Regions from separate parts of the Homo sapiens genome. Here region 2 is linked to region 1. A link is a loop called in an ENCODE intact Hi-C map of the cell type or tissue named here. Cell type or tissue: Panc1. All regions are shown on one strand. Each heading gives the region's core, and the rest is flanking DNA. Links, peaks and the distances in the headings are about the cores only.

Region 1 (11,045 bases), core at 3,691-6,190:
ATTTACCCACATTTTACTGTTCGTGATGCTTACCATTCCTTTGTGCAGATCTAAGTTTCCATCTGGTGTAATTTTCCTTCTGCTTGAATGGCTACCTGTAACATTTCTTATAGTGAAGTTCTGTCGGTGACAGATTGTCTCAGCTTTTTCTTTCATCTGAAAATGCCCTTATTTTATCTTCATTTTTTGAAGGATTTTGTCCTAGATAAAGAATTCTAGGTTGACTATTTTTTCTTTTCTTTTCTTCTTCTTTTTTTTTTTTTTGAGATGGAGTCTCACTGTCACCCAGGCTGGAGTGCAGTGGTGTGATCTCGGCTCACTGCAACCTCTACCTCCCGGGTTCAAGTGATTCTCCTGCCTCAGCCTCCTGAGTGGCTGAGACTACAGGCGTGTGCCACCACACCAGGCTAATTTTTGTATTTTTAGTAGAGACGGGGTTTCTCCATGTTGGCCAGGCTGCTCTCGAACTCCTGACCTCATGTGATCCACCCACCTCGGCCTCCCAAAGTGCTGGGATTATAGGTGTGAGCCACCGTGCCTGGCCTAGGTTGACTTGGTTGACTATTTTTTAATTTCAGCAAGCTAAAGACATGTTTCCATTTTCTTCTGATTTGCATTGTTTCTGATGGGAAATCAGTAGAAATTTTCTTTGTTCCTTTTCATGTAATGTGTCATTTTTTTCTCCTGTTTTTCAGATTTATCCTTTATTACTGATTTTCAGCCTTTTGATTATGTGCCTTGGTGTGATTCAATTTTTAAAATTCTGCTTAGCACTTGTTGAGATCCATGCCTGTCTAGGTGCAGTCAGGGCTCTTTGTGTTGACGTATTTGGGTTAAAATTATTTAAAAAAATTGTAAGATACCTAGGAGAATGTTTCCCATTTTACTTCTGAGTAAACAGAGGCCTAGAAAAGCAGCAATCTAACCAGGGTCCCATAGGATAGTAGTAGGAGAGCCAAGTCTCAAACACGTCCTTGCCTGTGAAATGAGTGTCATAGCCTCAGCCAACATTTCCTATTTAGGGGTCTGTGACAGTGTTTTATGGGTTTGATAAACTTGAAGATGGTGATAACTCCTGGTTTAATTTCAATTAAAATTAACAACATTAAAAATTATTTAAATATTTCCCCCTTTAAAACCAGACCAGTTTGAAAGTATCTCAATAAGTGTTGAGTGAAAATGCGGGTTTTACTGTAGATGTGGTTAATATCAGTTTATAATTCAGCTAAATACTTCTATTCCCCATGGTCATTTTGACTCATTATACAGTTTAAATTGATTTTATTCTTCTGTAAAGAAAATATTGACTATTTATATTCGTAAAGGGCTACTACTTCAAGACATAGACATAAGGACCACATGATATTCAAATACAAGCAAATGAGGAGGATAAAATGATAATGATTTTGCAATTTCACCTCATGATGATTTTTAGCAGATATATAAGTTACATTCATCTCACAAAAATTCCTATAAAACACACTAAGAAATTTCTATTACTTCAAAAACAATGTTAAGAAGAGAAAATATAGTGGCAGGGACCAAAATGATTTGGTCTTTCATTTATTTGGAATAGACATGAGCAAGCTGTTTTTGGAGAAAAGTGTTTATAACTACAGCAGCCTTAAATGTTGTCTCTTAGCTAATCATGTAGACACAAGATCTGTAGATTTCAAATAATAACTACATGATTTTTAAAGTTTAAATACAAGAATCCAAAACATTAGGCCACAAAAGTAATTTTTGTCCTGCAGTATTTGATCCTGTAATAAGTGTGTTTTTGTTTATTTTTAATTACAAAAATATTTCTTTGGTAGAGTCAGGGTTTTGCTATGTTGACCAGGCTGGTCTTGAACTCCTAGCCTCAAGTGATCCTCCTACCTCGGCCTTCCAAAGTCCAGGGATTATTGGCATGAGGGATTTTTGGTGTGAGTGTTTATGAGTGATGTGTGTGTGTGTGTGTGTATGAGTGTGTTGGTGTATATGTGTAAGTGTGTGTAAACGTATATATGTGTGACTGTGTGCATGTGTATTTAAGCCTGTGTACGTGTCTGTGTTTCTGTGAGTTTGCCTGTGTATGTGTGAAACAGCCCAAGCTCTGGGGAAGAAAATCTAGATTCATATGACAGTGGAACAAGAAAATTCAAAACCACACAAACTTATTAAATTTGATGAAATAGATTCCTGATATCCTGAATGGAGCTGACAAGAGCCATGTCATCTCTTTCTGTGCTCATTTGGTGGTAGTCATGTAGCAGTAAGGATGCATGCACATGTGCACGTGTGTGTGTGTGTGTGTGTGTGTGTGTGTGTGTGTATGTGTGGATGTGTTGAAGGGGGGCCAGTGGGAAGCACTCAACAAAGTGGATCAACCTGTCAGCCCAGGTTCAGCCAACTGGGTGCCCCCTGGGATGAGGGCAGCTGTGGGTGCCAGCAGGTGAATCCATGCTGCCAGCGCAGAGTGGAAATCTCCCCAGCTCTTTGGTTGGTTCTCCCTTCTTGTCTCCCTCCCTCATTCTATCCATCCCCCATCGCCCACCTAGGACACACACACCAAAGTGGGCTCAAGCCTCTGTCTTTAATAAGCTCAGAAGACAGTAAATCATGGTAATGAGAAAAACAAGGAGCACATCTGCTCCCAATGAAGCATTGCATATGGGTTGATCAATTGCTCTAGAAATTGTCCTTTGGACATTATTCACGATGAAGCTGTCCTGTTAGAGTACAGTTTCCCATACATAATTGGATGATGTGTCAGACTGGTTGTGGGTCCTTCTAGTGGGACCATCATGATGTTTTCAGTTTAGGCCATTTTAAGGAATTTGGAGTCGCGTTACCAAAGTGCTTTTAATTTTTTTTTAACCTTAGAGTCCATTTTCACTGAAAAACAATTTTAGCAATGGTGGTGAATTTCCAGGAGCACCTTCTGGCTAAAAGACATGCTTTTGACCCCTGAATTGTTTTTAGAGTCTCCGATCAACATTAACCTCTCTACCACCATGAATTCACATTTGTTTGTGGCAAGGACTGGAGACAATTTCTGATTAAAAGCATTCACAGGCCCGTCTGTGAGCCCCTTGAGAGTACGCTCCTCTAAACCAGCTCTGACTCTCCCAGAGCCACAAGGGTAGGGAGTTATAAGTATATATAACCTTTTAGGGCTTCCAAGGACTGCTGATGCAATCAGCACATGGTCATTCATTCACTCATTTGACGCTGGTTTAGACACTTGAGATACACCAGTGATGCAAAGAAATATCTCTGCCCTCTGAGGTTTATGGGACAGCAGATAGAGAGAGACATATAATATTAATAGCATCATAAATAAGGAAATAGTATGTACATATGTTAGCAGGTGCTATGAAAAAAAGAAGAGCAGGATGCGGGGGATGTTACGAGCATTAAATGGAGTGGTCAGGGAAGGCCTCAGTGAGAAAATGTCATTTGAGCAGCCTTGAAGGATGAAGCTGACATCAAAGGGAGGTGCATTCCAGCAGAGGAGATAGGCAGAGCAAAGCCCCGAAGCGGGCATGCGCCTGCAGGTTTGCGGAACAGCAAAGAGGCCTGTGTGGCTGATTGGGAGAGAGCAAAGGGAGGAGAGTAGGGTGAGTGGATAGAAAGGTGATAGCATCAGATGACATACAGGGCCTCGCAGGCCATGGCAAGGACTTAGGCTTTGACTCTGTTGGAGATGGGAGCCCGTGCAAGCTTTTGAGCAGAGGAGGGGTGGGTCCTCACGTGTGTTTGAATGGAATCACTCTGGCTGCTATACTGGGAATAGATTGTAAAGCTGCAAGGGTGGAAGCTAGCTAATGTAGTAATTCAGGTGAGAAATGATGATGACTTGTCCCATTCGCTGGGTTGAGCTGCTGAATTGAGAAACCTGCCTCTAAGATAATGGCAGGAATTTAGCAGGGTAGGTTTTAAAGCTGTAAGTGGACAATGTTTTTTTGCTACTGAGGGTTCAATTTGGCTTCCAACTCCCCTGGAGCTGGCCGTGTATATTAAGCGTGAGCGCGGGGTCTAGTCCTTCAGGTTCTTATAAAGGCAGACCCTAAGGAGAGGCTGCTGCTCCCAGAGTGAGGCTAAACATGAAAAATCCTTCACAGCTGTGGGGGAATCTGGGTCCAAGGACGTGGGGGTCTGTTTGGGGAGCAGGGGTCGGATTCCTGGCCTGGAAGACAGGTGGGAAGGAAGGCTTACTGCTCTTTGACTGCCTAGCTGCCTTCAGAAGCTGCCTGTTATTAATGGCAGTCTCTGGAAGACTTCAGGACACACAGAAGGAGAATGGAGAAGGCTCTCTCATCTTTCTTTCCTGGCGTGCTCTGAACAGAAATGTGAGAAGATTGCAGCCTCTTACCCCCGCCCCCATGGAGGAGCTCAGGAAAGGGGGTCTGTAGGTACACCTGGGCAGGAGGCTTTCTGGAGGGGGAGGAAGCAGCGTACCTCGGAAGCTTGGGGGTGAGAGTGGCAGCAAACTCCAGGGAAAGGGCTAGTTGGAGGGCCTTTGCAAGCCTTAAGTCCATCGTGCAGTTCCAGGGACATCCAGAATTGTGTATAGGGTCAGTATTCAGGAGACCGGGCTTCTGGTCCTGGCTGCACCGCCGTGGCCTTGAGCAAGGCCCTGTCCCCCTCTGGGTGCCATCCCTCAGTAAGGAGAGGCCAGGTGACTTCTGGGGCCTTCCAGCCAGGACACGAGGGACTGCGGCTTAGCCAGAAGCCAGTTTCTCCCGCTGCGCTGAGCCAGCTCCGCAGAGGACGCCGACGCAGGAAAGCACGCAGAGTCCGGACTTTAATAATGCACGCGGCGGCTCGCTCAGAATACAAATGCGGCGGGCGGCAGCGCAGGGGCGCCCGCCACCCTGTGGTCAGCCTAAGCACTGCAGGCTGCGCTGCGGTCTTGGAATTTATTTCACGTGGGGCGGGGCGCGTGGGGAGTGAAGGTTGGAGGGCGTCAGGAGAGGGAGGTGGGTATAGGGAGGCGGTGAAGAGCGAGGCTCCAAGAGAGCGCAGCAGCTCCCGCAGCTCCCCTCTCCTGGCTGCAATCGGTTTCTCGTCCACAGCCCCTTTCTGACCATCTCTTGGGGATCTTTCTACACATAGAGTCACAGTTTGACTTTCCCTTTCCCAGTCTCAGCTATGTGGACTGTTCAATGGGAGCAATAGCACTCACTTCACAGGGTGATTGGGCGGTCATTATTGCCCTTGAGCCTGAGCAAGCCCCGTGTTTCAGGGGCCCCATGCTTTCCAGTGCCTTCTAAGCAGGAAGCTCCCCACCAGCTCCTGGAACCTCTGGACCGACCAGAAGGTAACCCCAAGCCCAGACTACGGACCTGCATGAAACCTGGTACTGGTTTCCCTTCTCTGGGCTCCCTTCAGTCCTCTATTTTCCACCTGACCCCCTGCAGTCAGATATCCTGAGAAGCTCCAGGACTCCCACCTATGGGAATCATCCCAGGGCGCCATGCTTGGCCTCTGCTGAGGGTGTTTTTGGGAAAAAAGATTGCTCCCACTGGCCAGCAAGGTATTTCTTTCATAGGAGCGAGACAGATTAGGTCATCAGGCTGGTACCGACACACGGATTTTGGTAACTCAAATAGTCTATATAGACAGGGGCCCAGTACACCTTAGGGGTGCCCTGTGGCAAACAAATATGTGAGGTGCTGCTGCCTGTGCTGTTTATTGATAAGGAATGTCGGAGCATTAATCCCCTCATTCCACAAATCTGGAGCACCTTTTCTGTGCCAGGCACATTGCTGGGTTCTGGGCCCTGCCTCTAGACTCAAAGAACCTCTGTCTTCTGAGACCTTTTGACCGCTCTGGCCTATGGCTCCTCTTCAATTTCTGAAAGCTGTCTTCTGCAGGCTTCCAGGACACCACCCTCTCTTGGCTTTCCCATGACCTCTCTCTCCACTGTAGGATTGTCTGTCCCTCAGGTGGGTCTCTGTTCTGGACTCCTTCCCTTGTTTCTTCCCACACTGCCTTACCACCAAGCTTGTCCACACCCAGGACTTGAATTGCCACTGTGTGCAGCCTGAACTGATACCCCTACCTCTAGCTGTGCCCTTTCTCATGAGCTCTAGAACCATATACTCCACTGCTATGGGGGCATTGCCACATGGATGTCCCATAACCAACACCCACTCACTGTGTTCAAATTTGACCTCATGATCTCCCCCTCCCCCACAGGTTTCATGGCCACTCAGATCTAGTGCAAACTCCTTTCCATGACCTACAAAGGCACTAGTGCCCCAGACCCTGCTTGCTACCTCATTCTCCAACTTCCCATTGACATCAGTCTTTTGGTCCTCACAGAGCCACACACTCTTTGTCCATGCTATGCCCTCTGCCCCTCTTATGGGTTTATCAGCCCCTCCTGCCTCATTGTCCACCCAATTCATACCAGCCCCCACCATGTACCACTTTAACCCCTGTCTTCTAACACCTTCAGTGCACCCCTACCCTGGCGGTCCTGCTGCTGCATGGGCCTTGAGGACTCTAGCCATCCACTGTCTTCTGGAGTAGAACTCCTTTTCTACTAAGCTTGTTTTAGTGTTTCTCAACAAAATGCTACTGGCATTTTGGGTGGGAGAATTCCCCATTGTAAGGTCTTTGGAGGACTTATAACATGTCTGGCCCTTACCCTCTATATGCCAGCAGCACATTCCGCAACACCAGTAACTGTGACATTCATGAAACCTACATGCCCCTTTCCGAATACTGCCTGGGGAAATCTCCTTCTCTGGGCTCCCAGTAGATTGTACCTCTACTGATTGAGAATCACTCTAGTCTTTCCTGTTTGAAGACCTTTCTTTTGGGGAAGTGTGGATGCAAAATAAGAGCTGAGTAGCTTTGCTTTTTGTCTGTCACTTATTAACTTTGTGCCGTCTGCTTCAAGCTGGGGGTCAGGTAATGATAGAGGATGCCAGCCATTTAGAAATGGGAAAACAATTGGGAAAACAGAGGGTGCAAGTGACACAGGGGTTTATGCCAGGGAAAGGGCATAAATCAGTGGTTCCAGGGCAGCAGAGCAGCTCATGGTGGGAGTATGAAGGTACCAGGTCCAGCTCCCAAGTAAAGGGGATTCTGCTCTTGCCTCCTGGAGGAGCCCACCTGAGGCTATCTCCCTTGGTCCTGGATCTGCCTCAGGGACCACAGGGCCCAGCCATACCATTTGGCATCCTAGAGCTCTTGGCTCAGAGGGGGAAGAGGGAGCTGAGAAAAACATCTTTGCCTTATATTTGCTAGACCAGAGGTTCTCAACTCTCATGAGTATGGGTCTGAATTTCAGTTCAGAAATATTAATGTGCAAGAAATATATATGTTTCTTCTAAAACAAACTAATTACTGATGCCATATCTTATTCTTCCAGGATGTCAGAAAGCTTAACCTCAGGACTCCTCCAGGGTTGTGCCACAAATCAGAGACCTTGGACCTATGACCCCATCAACCCAGATGCCTCAAGTAGTCACTCACCCCATTCCCCTACCAAATTTTCTCAGCCACCTTGGAGTGCTCCAGAATCACCTGAGATGTGTGTTCAGTCTCTTGTTCTGCCCTCAGGTCAGACTCAGTCAGTGTCATTTGACCCTTACTATACCAACAAACAGCATTGACTGCACTTTATATGTACTAGCCATATTGCTGAGCATGCTGCATACACCTTCTCAGGTGGAGGCTGCCAAGAGTTGGGCTAACTGTTCTGGCTCTACGGTTAGACTACCTGTATTTGAATTGGATCACTGCCACTGACTGGTTGGGTGACCTTGGGTGAACCACTTATTCCACACTTCGGTGTCCAAATTGATAGAATGTCCCAACTTCATAGAGTTGTCATGAGGATCACAGATTCAAATACCTGCGAAGGGCTTGACATAGAGTAAGTACCACAAAGTATTTTGTACTATTATTAGTTATCCCCATGATACCATGAGCTAGGTATTTATTACAATGTTCATTTTATAGATGAGGGAATTTTGGCCTACAGAAATCAAGTAACTTGCCCAGGATCGTAGACAGAAGTGACAGAACAAAACCTCAAACCAAGGTGGTCACATTCTAGTGGTTAATGTCATTGAGCCTATGGCTACTGATATGGTTTGGCTCTGTGTCCCCATGCAAATCTCACCTTGAATTGTAATAATCCCCACGTGTCAGGGGCAGGACCAGGTGGAGGTAAATGAATCATGGGGGTGGTTACCCCCATGCTGTTCTCGTGTTAGTGAGTTCTCATGAAATCTGATGGTTTTATAAGGGGCTTTTCCCCTTTGTTGAGCATTCACATGAGATGCAAATATCTTCACAGTTTTTGACCACTCAGAGAGGTCCATCCACATAGCAAGTGTGCAAAAGAGGGGCCTACTTACCATGGAGAAGAACTCACAGGCTCAGAGAAGTGGCTTACCCAAAGTTATATGGTCACATGGCTCATCAGTGGGAGAGGTGAGATTTCCACTATGGCTAATTCCAAATCCCTCGCAAAAGTGTGTAGATATGAAAGGGTGAAGAAGGCTTTGGAAGCATTGAATTGACTCAGATTACTAACTCAGGGTAAAAACAAATGATGGCTCATGTTTCCGTTGAAATGACAAGCAGATGAGCAGCATTTTAGAATGAACTTGTTTGATGAGGATCATCAATGGTGAAATGTCAGTCTTCATCTTACTTGAGTTTTGAGCAGCGCTTGATACGGTTGCTCACTCCTTTTTCCTTTGAAACACCCTTCAATGGCTTCCAGAACACTCCTCTCTCCTGGTTTTTCCTGGTACTTTACAGATTATTTCTCTTCAGTATCCTTTGCTGGCTCCTCCTCATCAGCCTGTAACTTTTCCTCTTTTTTTTTTTTTTACATTTTTTATTGTGCTAAAATATATAAAACATAAAATTTGCCATTGTAACCATTTTAAATATATAGTTCAGTGACATTAATTACAATCACAGTGTTGTGCAACCATTACCACTGTTCATCTCCAGAACATTTTCATGATCCTAAACTGAAACCCTATACCCTTTAAGCAATAACTCTCCATCTCCTCCCCCCTCTGATAAAAGTGCTTATTAATTCCCATTCTACTTTCTATGTCTATCGATTTGCCAATTCTGAAGACCTCATATGAATGGGATCATATAATAATATGTGATCATTTGTGACTGGCTTATTTCACTTAACATCATGTTTTTCATGTGTATCCATGTTGCAGTGTGGATCGTTACTCGACCTTTTGTTTCTGAATAATGTATGTATATCCACATTTTTCTTATTCATTCATCTGTTGATATATACTTGAGTTGTTTCTATCTTTTGGCTACTGTGTATAATGCAGCAATGAGCATTGGTATACAAATACCTATTTGAATCCCTGTTTCCAATTCTTCTGGGTGTAAACCTTGTCCTCTTAATTTTGAAAGACTCCAGCAACCAGTCTTTGTGCTCTTCCCTTACTATGTTCTATGTGATCCCACCTAATCTCCTGAGTTTAAATACAACCCAATGCTGCTGTGTCCCAAATGCCTATCTTCAGTCCAGAAGTCTCCCCTGAACTCCAGACTTCTGTCTGCAGCTACCTCTTTGACTCCATCACTGGGTTGTCTGGTAGCGTCTCAAAGAACAGATCCACGCCAAACACTTTCTTGGTATTTTTCCCAAACATGCTACTGCTGTATGTTTAGTAAATGGCAACTCTGTTCTTCCATTTGATCAAGCCCCCAGACCTTGAAGTCTTTGCCTCTTTCCTCACTTATTACAGCCAACCCATTGACTTGTCAATCCATTGACCAATCCAACACAGTTTGTTGACTTTAATAATTTCACAGTATATCCAGATTCTGACCACTTCTCACAACCTCCATGACCACCACCCTGGTACCAGCCACCATCAGTCCTAGCCTGGGTTACTCTACTAATCTGCTAAATGGTCTCCTTGCTTCTGCCCTTGCATCTCTCACTCCATCATCTATTCCTACCCCAGCAACCAGAAGGGTCCTTTCAGAGCATAAGCCAGATTATGGAAAGTCCTTCAACGACGTAATCAAAGTTCCTACAATGGCCTACCTGATATGGCTCACTGTCTCCTTTGTGACAGATCTCTCTTCACTTCCCTCTTATTCACCACACTCTAGCCATACCAGCTTCCTTGGTTTCCTTCTAACACGCTGGACACACTGTTGCCTCATGTGATCTCATTTGCTGATCGCTCTGGCTCGAACACTCTTTGTCTAATCATATGCCAGTCTTTGCTCAAATGTCACCTTCTTAGAAAGTCCTTCTTTGACCCACTCGATTTAAAACTGTGCTCCTGCTCCCTTTCCAGTTTCTCCGTAGCACTTATCATCTGGCATACTCTATCTTTTACTTACTTACCGTTTGTCTTCTCCAACCAGAGCACCAGCTCTGTAAGAAGAGAGGCTTTTGCTTGTTCTGTTCTGTGATGTATCCTTAGTTCTAGAATAGCTTGGCACAGAGTAGGCACTCAATAAATATTTGTTGGATAAACACATGAATAAAAAAAAAAGTGTCATTTCAAACACAATCAACTGGGTACCACATCCTGTCTCAAACCAAAACTCTTTTTTCATAGTGCACTTCTATGCCGACTTTTTTGAAATCTGATGCCTCACTCCACACTCCCTCATCCCAGCATGGTTAAGGTCTCCATGTCCAAGCCCATATCTTCCCTGTGCTTTTCTCTGTATAAGCTTCATCAATATGTATGTATATGAGTCATTTTTTCCCAATCAAAACTGCCAACAATCTTGTCTGCACTTGCTGTCTCCTTTTTCTTACTTCCCACACATTCCTCACCTCACTCTGATCTGACTTCCTTTTCTATCATGTCACTAAAACAGTTTCTGTTAAGGTTCCAAGGCTCTCTGTGTCACCAAATCCCTTGGTCACTTTTGATCCTTATCTTTCTTCGCTCACATGCCTTCTTTTTGAAACCCGCTCTGTCCTTGACTTCCAGTCCCCAGCACTCTTCTGGTTTGTCTTCTATTGCTCCAACTGCTCCTTTGCAGGGTCTTCTTTTAGTCAACCTCTAAACAAAGAG
Region 2 (11,045 bases), core at 5,345-7,844, 310 kb before region 1:
AAGTGACGAGGTGCAGGGCTCCTTTCTCACCCAGCTTTCTGGTTGAAAAACAACTGCGCGTTAACTGGAACCTCCACTGGTTACCAGCCTGCTTGGAAGGCGGCAGAGCAGTCGACTTGGGATTTGTGAGCCTGGGACTTTTTGCTGCTTCCAGGCCCCGGACTGCGCAACCCATGTAGCCCGGGAGCGGCCCCGCAGCACTCTGCTCCTGCCTCTGCCCTCTCTAACCCCAGGACATTGGTCGCTCCACATCCCCTGGCCTTAGCTGCTTGTACGGTGAGGAGTCACCCTTGGAAGTCCTGACACTGAGCCAGTCACTGAGGGGTAAATGCAAGAATTCTAAGCTTCTCGAGAAATACCTTCAGCTGGGGGCGGGGCGGGGGGAGGGGGAGGAGGGCAGCTCTGCATCATAAATTACTTACTTTAGGGAAAAGTGGCAACACTTGACCAAGGGCGTGCCTTAACACCATCAGAAGACAAGAATCTGCTCGGTGCCATTTTATTTAATGCAAACACTAGACAGTTTACAAGTCACACCTGGACACAAGCACGTGAACAGATGTACAGGGAATTCTGGAATTTTGAGATCAGTCCCCATTTCTTCCTCAGGGCCCTGGCACTGAACCCCAGCCCCTGTCCCAGAGCCTCCCCTCTGGGTCCCACCCCAGAAGCCACGCACACCTCCTTCCGCCCAGCTTTATCTTTCCTTGAGCTGTGACTTCACCCAGCATGTGCTCAGAGTTGTTACAAATTTTCTCTGCCAAATTAAGCTGATAGAGATTGGCCACTTTCAACCAGTCCTTTCAGTCCACTGTGTCTCCCCTCTCGCTTGGGACAGGCCCATGCTGGCCAGTGCAACCTTCAGATAGACACATGGTGACCAGAGCCCGCCAGGCTTCTGCAGGTGGCAGTGTCGAGCAAGTGTAAGATGTCTGTGGGAAGGAGAAGCTCCTGAAATGAACGTTCTGCAAACAGAAGGCTGAGGGGTCTTCCAGGCATGTCCAGTCACTAGGAGCTGCCACCGGTGGGCTTGAGTGCCAGGCTCTAGGCTTTGTGCAGAAAGCACCCGGGGCGGGGGGCGGTAAGGGAGAGCAAAATGGGTCTCTCTCAACTGCAGTCAGTGCTCCTGGGAACACGGTCTCACAGACAGCACATATTCTACGTCACAGCTCTAGGGTTTCAAGGACTTAGCCATCCGACAGGCCTCACCATAAAGGTAAAGTGGACAACCCCTGAGGTCACGCTGTCCAGGTGGCGACAGGCCACGCATGCCAAAATCCTCCATAGCCACCTCCGGCCCAGCACCAGCCAGAGGGTGGGGCCATCGGTTCTCGACATACTTGGTATCAGGGAGGGACAAGCCTGACAAAGTTCACAATCTGGCCAATGAGTGTGGGAGGCCCTGGAAACAGGCCAATCCTGCAAGCCACCCCACCCTTACTAACTTCCTGAAGCATGGGAAGCTTCTCGAGACCAGGCCAAGGTTTCTTTCCTTCATGGCACCACGCAGAGGCATTTCTGCAGTGCTGCAGGTCCCCCTTCAGCCACACAGTCCAGGTCTGTCAGGGATTAAAGGGCCGAGCAGGAAAAGGGGTGGTAAGGAGCTCAAGGGCACGCACTGGGAATGGCCTCACAAGGCAGCCTTGAGACGCACAGGGCTACAACTGACCACCCTCCACCACAGGCATGTTTGCAAAACGAACACGAGGCATGCGTTAGACAGATGCATGTGGGGGCTGCAGATTCCAGTGGTTTCCTTAAGAAACTGGAGTTGGCTCATCCCACTCAGCAGACAATCCCGCTCAGTGGACAGCCTATGAAACGCATGGGGCCATCATGCAGACCAAAGAGGCCCGTGAGTTTTGTAAGATCCTGCCTGTCTGGTGACTCATATCTGCTTTCAGAAGTGCTTTCTGACACAGCAAACTGACTATCAGTAGACAGGGGCCCTAGACCCTAGCATGTGGTTCTGTCCCGTGAGCCTCTGACAACAGAGCTCACCGGGACAGAACCATATGTGGGCCAAAGGAACATTCCAGGAAACCAGCTCTGCTCCAGCCCAAACCAGGCAGCTCCACGCCAGGTGAGGGGCGAGTCATGGGGTTCCTGTGTTTGCCACGGTGAGCATGGCTCCCCACGCACTCTCCCTCAGAGCAGACAAGTAGGCTGACCACAGAGCTACAAAGTCACCTGCGTTTCACTAAACCAAGCGAATGTCTCTTTCCCCTCTCCTCCCCCGCCGCCCCCAATTACATTTTTAAGCAAACAAGCAGGATTCTGGCTTTGATGCTCGTTCTTGACATCGGTCACTCTTGCTACCAAAACAGGGACACAGGGTGGAGGGTGAGCACCTCTCCCCAACACAGGATAAAACTCATCTCCGGTGCAGAAATGATTGCTAAAGACCTTTCTCATGTCAACCCGAAGGCCACACCCAGCCCCCTATGGAATCAGATGGGAAACAGGCCTACGAATTGCTTCATACTTATCCGGAAGATTCCTAAGCTCTCAAGGCAGGACTATCACGAGATGCATGTTTGTACTTAAATCACTGAAAGCCTCCGCTTGGACCGGCTCTCCGGAAGCCCAGCAACATAAAACCTGGGATGGGGAAGACTGAAGTGAAACCATCATCCTGGGTGCTGCGTGTGTGTGGTGTTACTTGGTGCTGACCGGTTCGCTCCTTGCAGGGGCTCCAAGTGGGTGCAGGCTGAGCCCCCCACCTGCAGCTCCTTGAGGCCACTGTCAGGGGCTGTCTATTGGCAGAAACCTGCCACAATGAGCCACTCCAGTGTGCAGGGGTCACAGTCCCTTGAGTTCAAACTCTTGTCCCCTAAGCATAAATGTCATCAGGCCTCAGCATCATCTTGGCCCCCGCATCCTGTGCTCAGTAAAGCTGGAGGCAGGCTGGCTTTGGGAGTTGGTGGCTCAGCAGCTCCCGAGGCTGGTGCTGGCTTTCTATCAGAGCTGGCTCTTGAATTTCGGCACCAAGTCTCAGCACGCTTGGGGCAGGGCAGAGAAACCAAACTCACAAACACCCAGAGCTCATCCGGGAAACTCAGACCAACAAGGAGCCGATGGCACAGAGCAGCACAGCAGCTGCGGGTCCAAATGAAGGGGTGGGGGGAGCCGGGTGACAAGCGGTGGCACCATTGTGCATGCCTGCAGCTGGACAGGGCCCTCAGATCCGGGCTGGTTCGGGCGGCGGCGGCGGCTCTGCAGACTGCGTGTGCAACGTGGAGTATTTCACTAGGGGAAAAAGAGGCCGTCAGAAGGAATTCTGCTCTGTCTTGCACAGAAGAAGCAAATACAGCAGCAAGCCCGTGCTGGGAACAGAACTGGGTTTCCCTTTGTATCCCCTGGGGGGCCGCTTAGCAACCTTCCCTCCTGAGCCTGGGAGCAGTTTTGGGCCGGTCAAGGGGAGAGAAAGAGAAAGCTGGACAGGCTCTGGAAACAGCTCAGCCTCCATCTCCTCACCTAAAAAATGAGCGTGTTCCTGCCAGCGCTGCTGGAAGGGTTATTTTAAACAAAGGGCTCAACCTAGCACCTGCCCACACAGATGCTGGCCTCGTGGTGGCTAACCGTGGCAAAGCTCATGACAGTGGATGCGACAGCGGAATCCATTTTTCCACATCTGAACCCAGGCCTATTTTAGTTCATTTGGTGCAGCACTGCCACCCGTCTTCAGCAGCATTGTAGGGCACCTGGCTCCCAGTACACACCACACAGGCTGAGCCCCTCCTGGTCTCCCAGGCCCAGTCCCCACGGCTGCTGCACTGTAGTTCCACTGGCAACACTCGCCTGAGCTGTCCTAGTCTCCCTGCCTGCGCCACCAGGCCTCGGCTGCTCCCCGACCCCAGCAAGCCTTTCCGGACCTCCTCATTGGCATCCCGTGGGCACAGGTCATATCTGCCTCGAGCAGTTGGGCACTCTAGGCCTGTGGCCTGAACTTATGCGACCTCAAATTGCCAACAGCTCCTGAATCCAGAAAGTGCTTGATGACCACAGAAGGGGGAGGGAGGGGCACAGGTGTTGACAATAGGGTCTGGGTTTTACCCAAGTTCCCTCTTGCCTGTGGCAATTTGCAAAGGGAAAAGTTCTAGGTCTAGGTGAAAAGCTTCCCCATGGCTCTGTTCAGGATGTAATTGTATTCGCTGATGGGGAGCAGAGGTGCCTGGGGCTCTGGCTCGGACGGACGAATCAAGGGCAGGGGCCGAGCAGCCGCAATGCCCAGAAGTCACAGGCATGGCAGCAGATGGCCCTGGCTGTCACCCCAGCATCTTTGGGCTCCTGAAACTGGGAGGCAGGCTCATCAGGGCAGGCTTTTGCTCTGGCCGGACATTCTAGAAGCAGACGCCTCTGTGCTTCCCTGCTTCTCTAGCACAGTTCTGCTCAGTGCTGGGACCAACTAGGAAAGCGTCAGCAAGGGACAGTGAGTACAAAGTTCTCACCTTGGGGTTCCTCACATACCACGGCTTCCAGGTTCTCTCCCTTCACGTAGTCTGCGTTGAGACCCTCTGCAAAGGGAAAAGGGCAGAGTTAGTGATGCGCACAGGACCTAAGGGTCCCCAATCGTGACTGAGAACTCCTGACCAAGTCCTCTGCAGCTAAAAAAGCAGCACAGCTCCCCTGGGGAACTCAAAACCCTGCACCCTGAGCCACCTGAACATCCTTATCCGGATGAAGACTGTTCGTCCCAGAATTCACTGCCCAGGAGTTCTCATCATCGTCCTCAGAAATAACAACGACATGCAGCGAAGGCTTCCGGCACTCCATCCTCATAGGGCAGCTGCCACCGCGTCAAGACGGCAGCTCCGCCCAGTGGAGGGGGCGCCCGATGGCAGGGCTCAGCACCATCCACAGGTCCGTGTGCGTGTGCGGCCCGGGGGCCAGGGAGCCAATCGCTATGAGTGATTGATGGATGCAGGGCAGGGAGGGGCGGATGGCTGAGTGGGGCTCAGCATGTAGATGCAGCAAAGCCTCCTGCCAACATGCAGCCTCCCAGCAACACCCGCGCGGAGGCCAACTGCTCCTCCCAGCAGCAGGAATAACCGCTGTGTCCACCTGAGCTTGGAGGGGCCAGCCCACCAGCAGCTGCTTCAGTCTAGTTAGTTATCTAGGCTTTCTCTACACCTGTTACAAGAGGGATTCGGGGACTGTACCAAGCATTCCCTCCCGCCAGCAAGGGCCAGTGTTCAAGTTCTTAGAGTGGACCCCACCCCTGCTGCTGCTTGCAGAGAGTCAAGAGTCTGTGTCTCATCCCTGCGTAGCACAGGGACTGGAACCCTTCAGCCCCGGGTCTGTGGGAAAACTGGGGCATGGTTCCAACCGACCGACCGACCGACCAGGCACCAGTGCAAGTCAAGCCATCGTCCTGGGCTACAGGCTCCTTGCCTAAACAAGAATGCCCACCACCTGCCTGCCCCGGTGGCTGCTGGGCTTGAGGTGGGAGCCAAATGGGCCTGTGGCAAATGCGGGCGTTGCTCTTTGGCAGGTGTGGCCGGCCCCACGCAGAGCGGGGCAGGTGATGAGTGCAGTGGAAGCTGCCCCAGGTGCACCTTCCCAGCTGACAGGTGGGGGCCAGGAGACACACCCTGAGCCTCGTGATCACTGCTAGCTGCCAACCCAGTGGGCGCTGGATCGTCTCCTTCCTGTGGGTGGCCCTCTATGTGCTCCCCAGGCATGACCACCAGTGGGCACCTGAGTCCTCACCATGGCACCTCAACTCTCCCCCCACCCCTGCCACATCCAGCCTGGGGACAGAGTGTCTGGCAGGTGGCATCCTCTCACACGCATCAGGGTAAGCTAAAGATGGTCCTGGTTACAGCCACGTCGGTGAGTGCCAGGGAAGCAGGAGGGAGAAGAGCGGCAAGGAAGCGCCAGAGCAGGGGGCGAATGAGGAAGCATCAAGGCTGAAGCAAAAGGAAAGTGAGGAAGGCAAAGCAGCGTTACCTTGACCTGCTGCTGCATCTGAAGGCAAGACACAAAGCTTAGAATCCCTGGAGTAAGAGCGCTCCTGACAGCAAACATGCGGGCTTTCCACACTGAGGGCAAAGGCAAGGGAAGCCAAGGGTCCCCAGCATGGGCCTTTTGGCAGCAGCAGAGGCCGAGAGCACCTGAGGGCCACAGTGGTGGGGGCAGGCCTTCCTCGCAGCCACCTCCTGCTGTCTCCCCAGAGCTTGGTGTTCTGCACCCCGGTCCCCTCTACCGCCATCTCCATGTGGCAGTGGCTGAGACTCAGGGGAAAGAGTGGGGACAGGAGGCCCAACCCCCAGCTTCTCAGTGTTTTCAGCCACCCCACAAACGTCTGCGGGACTCCTCCTGATTCTGGCCCGGGCCAGGTGCCAGGGACATGATGTACACGCAGCCCCGCCACGGAATGGACGGTCCAGAGACTCCTGATCACGGAGGGGGCAAGGCGAGCTGGGAGTCGCACACTCAGAAACCAACCGGCCCAATCCCGCCCCATGAGCACCAGGTGAGGTCAGCAGGGGGCGCTGTAGGACCACAGGCTGGGAGAGGCTGCTCCAGGCCTGCAGGGCGAGAGGAGCTAGGTCAGGACGGGGGACAGCAGAGGCCCGGGATGGGGATGGAAGAGCACCTGGCGCCCTCGGGAAGTGAAAGGCCTCTGGGAAGCCTATGGAGGGGAAAGGATGTGGTTGGGACCAAACCATGAAGGGCTTCCACTGCCAAACTCAGGCTCAGCCAGGACCTTGAGGGCAGCAGGAAGCATAAGGGGGATCCAGGCATTTTAAAACAGGTCCCGCTGGAGGAGCGTGAGGTGTGGAGGAGACTGCACAGGCAAAAAGGTCTATGGAACCTTTTGGACGGGAGATGAGGAGAAGACCTTGGCTCTGGACTGGCAGGGGCCATGGCAATGGTGATAGGGAGGTGTGGCTCAAGAGGAGACCTACACAGGTGGCACAAATCCCAGGACTGGGGAATGCACGGACATGAGGTGGGGGGACAGGAGGACTCCCAGCCTCTAGCTTGGGGAGACAGCCACACAGGAAGGCGCCATGGGAGAAGGAAGGTTGGAGGGGAGGGGAAGGGCACTGAAATCCAAGATGGACACACTGGGCCGACGGGGTTCCTGGGAGCTGCCCCGCTTTGCCTGCTGATCCAATTCGCAAAACCTCACACTGGCCCGTTTTAGGAAATAAGCATGAAAATAATGTATTTTCCTTTCATTTTAATGTCCCACAGAGACAGATACAATCAAGATGTTCACTTTGTGCTTTGGAAATCAACCTATTTTTCTCTCTCTGTTCCTACTGACACCTGAGCAGCCTCAAGCCAGCCTCTGACTTTTTAATTCCAGAGCAGAAGGAAGTCGAGATACCCTTGATGGGGAAACTGAGGGCCCAGCAGGAGAGGGCCCAAGCCGGCCACCCTGTCTGCTCAGCCCAAGAACTCTCCCCATCCATGGCCCTGCCCTTGCCAGGCCGAGTTACAGGGCTGGCTTTTCACCCATGTGCAGAGCCCGGAAGAGAGGCAATGGCAGGTAGCTGGCAAGCGCACGATGCCCGGGACACTGCTCTTACGAGGAACTACAGACCTGTAGTTTAAATAGTTTCTTTTACCCAGCATGCTTTTTAAAGTCTCAAAGCCATCCTTTGGCCTGGCCATCTCACCCAGTTTTGTAATGGGCATGGATGTGAAAACTGTGGACTGTCGCATCTCACCATTAGGCTGACGATGCTATAGTGAAGAATGCCCCGCCCCATGCCAAAAAAGATCTGCGTGTGTCCTCATCCCTGGAACCTGTGAACATGGCCTTATTCAGGAACAGGGTCTTTGCAGGTGTAATTAAGTTAAGGATGTTAAGATGAGGTCATTCTGGATTTAGGATATAAACCGAGATTGGAATGATATGGCCACAAGCCAAGGAACATCCGGAGTCCCCTGGAACTGGGAGAGAATCAACTTCTGTTGTTTTGAGCCACTCAGTTTGTGACTCTCTGTTCTGGCAGCCCCAGTGAACTCATACAGCTTTGGCAAACCTCACCAGTGAGACCTTTTGGCTCCCAGGGCATTAGCCTTTTCGTTCAAAGAGCTCACAACTACTTTGTTGCTACGAACCAAACCTCCTTGCCACCCCAGCCACCTAGAAGGGGAAATCATCAGAAAATCAGGCCAAAATGTATCTGACATGGTGCTTCCAGCCAAATAAGCTCTCCAGCAAAGGTCCACACAGGAGAAGCCCTCTAGCCAGCCACCAGGACCTCCCCTGCCACTGTGGCCTCCATTTTGAGGACATCTTTGGGTGTAGGATTTTTTTTAATAATAAATATTCGTTCAATGACATTTTAGTTACCAACTAGTTTAGTCAGTCATACAGGAAAGATTTTTCTGTCAGTCAGTTCTAACTTTGTCCTACAGATCTGGTTTAATCTAAATCTGGGCTTTTATCTTTTCCCAAGAGGCCACCTTGAGAACCTGGATGCTTATCCAAAATCTTCACTCCTCTCCTGGCAAGCGGGATGCTCTGAGTTGTTCTCCCAAAGTGTCCCTGGCCAGGTCCTTGCTCCCTCTCCTCTAAAACAGGGAGGGGAGACGAGTATGGAGAGCTCCCAGCCCAAAGAGCAGTTTCAAATGAGGATCCCTGGCCGTGGGGAAGGCCATGTGGATTGAGCTGTGTCCCAGAATCCCCATCTCGTTCCAATCCACCTGCCGGAGGGAGAGCCCACGGAGGACAGCCTTGGGGCCTCTTGAACAGAAAACCCCTGTATTAGGCGGCTTCTACTTTTTTGCCAAATGCAATAAGAACACGGTCAGAGATGAAGGGCTGTGACTATGTACCTGGTTGCCCTGGGCTCCTTGTTCCAGGCACAGCCCAGGAGGCTGATGCAAAACTTCCCCCGCCGCGCTAAATGCAACTCGACCCTCTCGCCCAATGTCTCCTTCTAAATATCAGTGTCCAGGCAATTAGAAGGTTGGATTCCCATCTTTTTCACCAGTTAGAGGATTCCTTGATTTTTGATTTGAGGGAAAAGGGTAACTCTAAAAACAATCCATTCCCCAGCCCTGGACTCTGTCTGACCCATTCCCTGCTCATGCCACTCTACAGTCAAGCTTCCGGATCCACGGTGGGTCCGTGGGATCTCAAGCAGGGTGGCCATGAACAGTTTCGCAGGCTGCGCACTGACATGTCAACGTGCTCCTGCAGTACTGCTGTGCCTGCTGTGTGTGTCGCCCTGGTCAAGAATGTTCTACAAGAGTGAAGCAAACAAATATGATGGTCAGATTAATAAACAGTTGGAGACTTCCGTAAAGCATCTTGGGACCCAGGTTAGTTTTCTGGGAAGCTCAGCTCAGGCTAGACTTAAGGGCGGAGGGCCACAGCAAGGGTAGGGAAAGACCCACGTGGGTTGCTTCTAAGCTTCCCATTGCATCAAAGGGGCCGGGGAAGGAGTGGAAAGAGACAAGCTACAGCTGAGTCACATTCTGTCACTTGAACTGAAAATTGCCAGCCTTGAACTGGAGACACGCTCCACTCAGCAAACAGTGACAGAGCATCCATCTGTGCTTACAAAAGGGACAAGCAAGGTCTTGTTCCCTCAACAGCATCCCCACAGGGCTGCCTGATGTGGGGCGCCGATGGGTGAAGACAGGATTCCATTTGTAACTATTCCATTAATCTATGACTTCCAGACTCACAGCTACAGCATGAGATGAAAACTGTCTTTTAAAAACCTAGTAAAGGGTGGTGGGTCGGGGGGGAACCACACCATTCTTTCTCTCACATTCCTACTTCTTTGGAGCAATTAATGATTCCATACAGTTTGTGGCTCGTAGGGGGAAGAGCACCAGGCAGTGACTTCTCACGATGTGACGGGGGCACTGCCAGAGCAATAAGGGCCGTGCTTTGCAAACCCCCAGGAACTGCTGCCCTCTGCTCCTGAGGGAGCCAGCAGCATGGGAGGGAGCTGGTGACGCAGGGCCTCCAAAGGCCCTCATCCGCTTGGCTGAGGTCTGAAGCTATGGGTGCAGTCCAGGGTCCCTCCCATTCTACGTGAAGGAAACATCACAGTGGTCACTGAGCTCTGTCCCCACAGAAATACCCCTGGGAGCTGGGGCCCTGGAAGGTGAAGGTCATCAGGGCCAGCCCCACGCGCTCTTGCAGGGTGGTTTACACTTTAATTCAGCCCAGATCTGTCCCCAGGGATTTCCAAAACTGTTGCCTCCACCCCCGTCCCAGGAAGTCTGCTTGGGAGTGGGTCTCAGGCAGGCTGTGGAGGGATCTGGATCTGTCCTGGCCCCTTTCCCTCCAAAGACCTTGCCAGCTGGTTCCTAGCCACGAGTGGGTGGCTGCACTTACGCTGAATGCTGAAGCAGAACTTCTTCTGCTGGTAGGAGATGTAGCTGGAGACGGCACCGATGAGGGCCATGGCCAGGGCGCTGGCCACCCCGGCAATGGTGCCAGGCTCTGCCACCATGCCTGCGTGAAGAAGGGGGAGAAATGAGGACAGGTGAGGTCAGAGACAAAGCACCGCAGGGAGCAGCCTGGGAGCCTGCTTCTCCTCTAGCACCAAACTACTAGACGCCCCCAACCCCCAAGCCAGCAGGAGAGGGCCATGCCACACAGATCTACGGCATTACAAAGACATGGTGCCCCTTGGATTTGCCTAGGACTTCTCGTTTTCTGTAAGGGCTTCACTTTTGAGGAGCTTGAAAGGGAGACACGGAAATGGTGCAGAGCTCTCTGTGACTGACGCCCTGCAGGCTTCCCACTGGGCTACTTCCCCCGGCACCCCAATCTTCATGCTTCCTTCCTTCAAATGGCTACACCCCTCTATTGGCCTCATGATTATCTATTGGAAACGTTCAGGGGAAGGCCAACTCTGAGACCAGAGTGGGTCAGCACTATGTCTCCTTGTAGCTGCTGTGAAATATCTGAGATGGGCCTCAATCAATTTAGAAAGTTTATTTTGCCAAGGTTAAGGACACACCCATGACACAGCCTCAGGAGGTCCTGACGACACGCGCCAAGGTGGCGGGGGCACAGCTGATTTTATACATTTCGGGAGACATGAGACATCAAT

The links. Hi-C counts contacts between places; a loop is a spot of excess contacts. Peaks named below come from ENCODE experiments on the same cell type or tissue, not always from the same donor. Only the 100,000 strongest peaks of a DNase experiment are listed, where the experiment ranks them.
Region 2: a loop joins it to region 1, with 10 times the contacts of the local background. A loop is called at or near these places in 101 of 110 quality-filtered maps.

The regions. Positions count from the first base shown.
Region 1 is chrX:151,077,675-151,088,719 of GRCh38, forward strand. No RefSeq gene overlaps it. Among named protein-coding and RNA genes, the nearest start is that of MIR4330, 85 kb to the right of the region's middle. In Panc1, for the core only: a CTCF peak has its summit at 4,867 (motif pointing left); a DNase peak (open chromatin) is centred at 4,837; H3K4me3 peaks cover 1,037 bases.
Region 2 is chrX:150,765,853-150,776,897 of GRCh38, forward strand. It overlaps CD99L2 (CD99 molecule like 2), which reads right to left. Exons shown (of 11, transcript NM_031462.4): 9 at 10,322-10,441; 10 at 4,452-4,517; 11 at 484-3,249. The coding sequence ends at 3,182. Among named protein-coding and RNA genes, the nearest start is that of MTMR1, 78 kb to the left of the region's middle. RefSeq lists a silencer at 1,836-1,945 and enhancers at 6,014-6,561, 6,562-7,107. In Panc1, for the core only: no CTCF peak of the experiment used is centred there; a DNase peak (open chromatin) is centred at 6,489.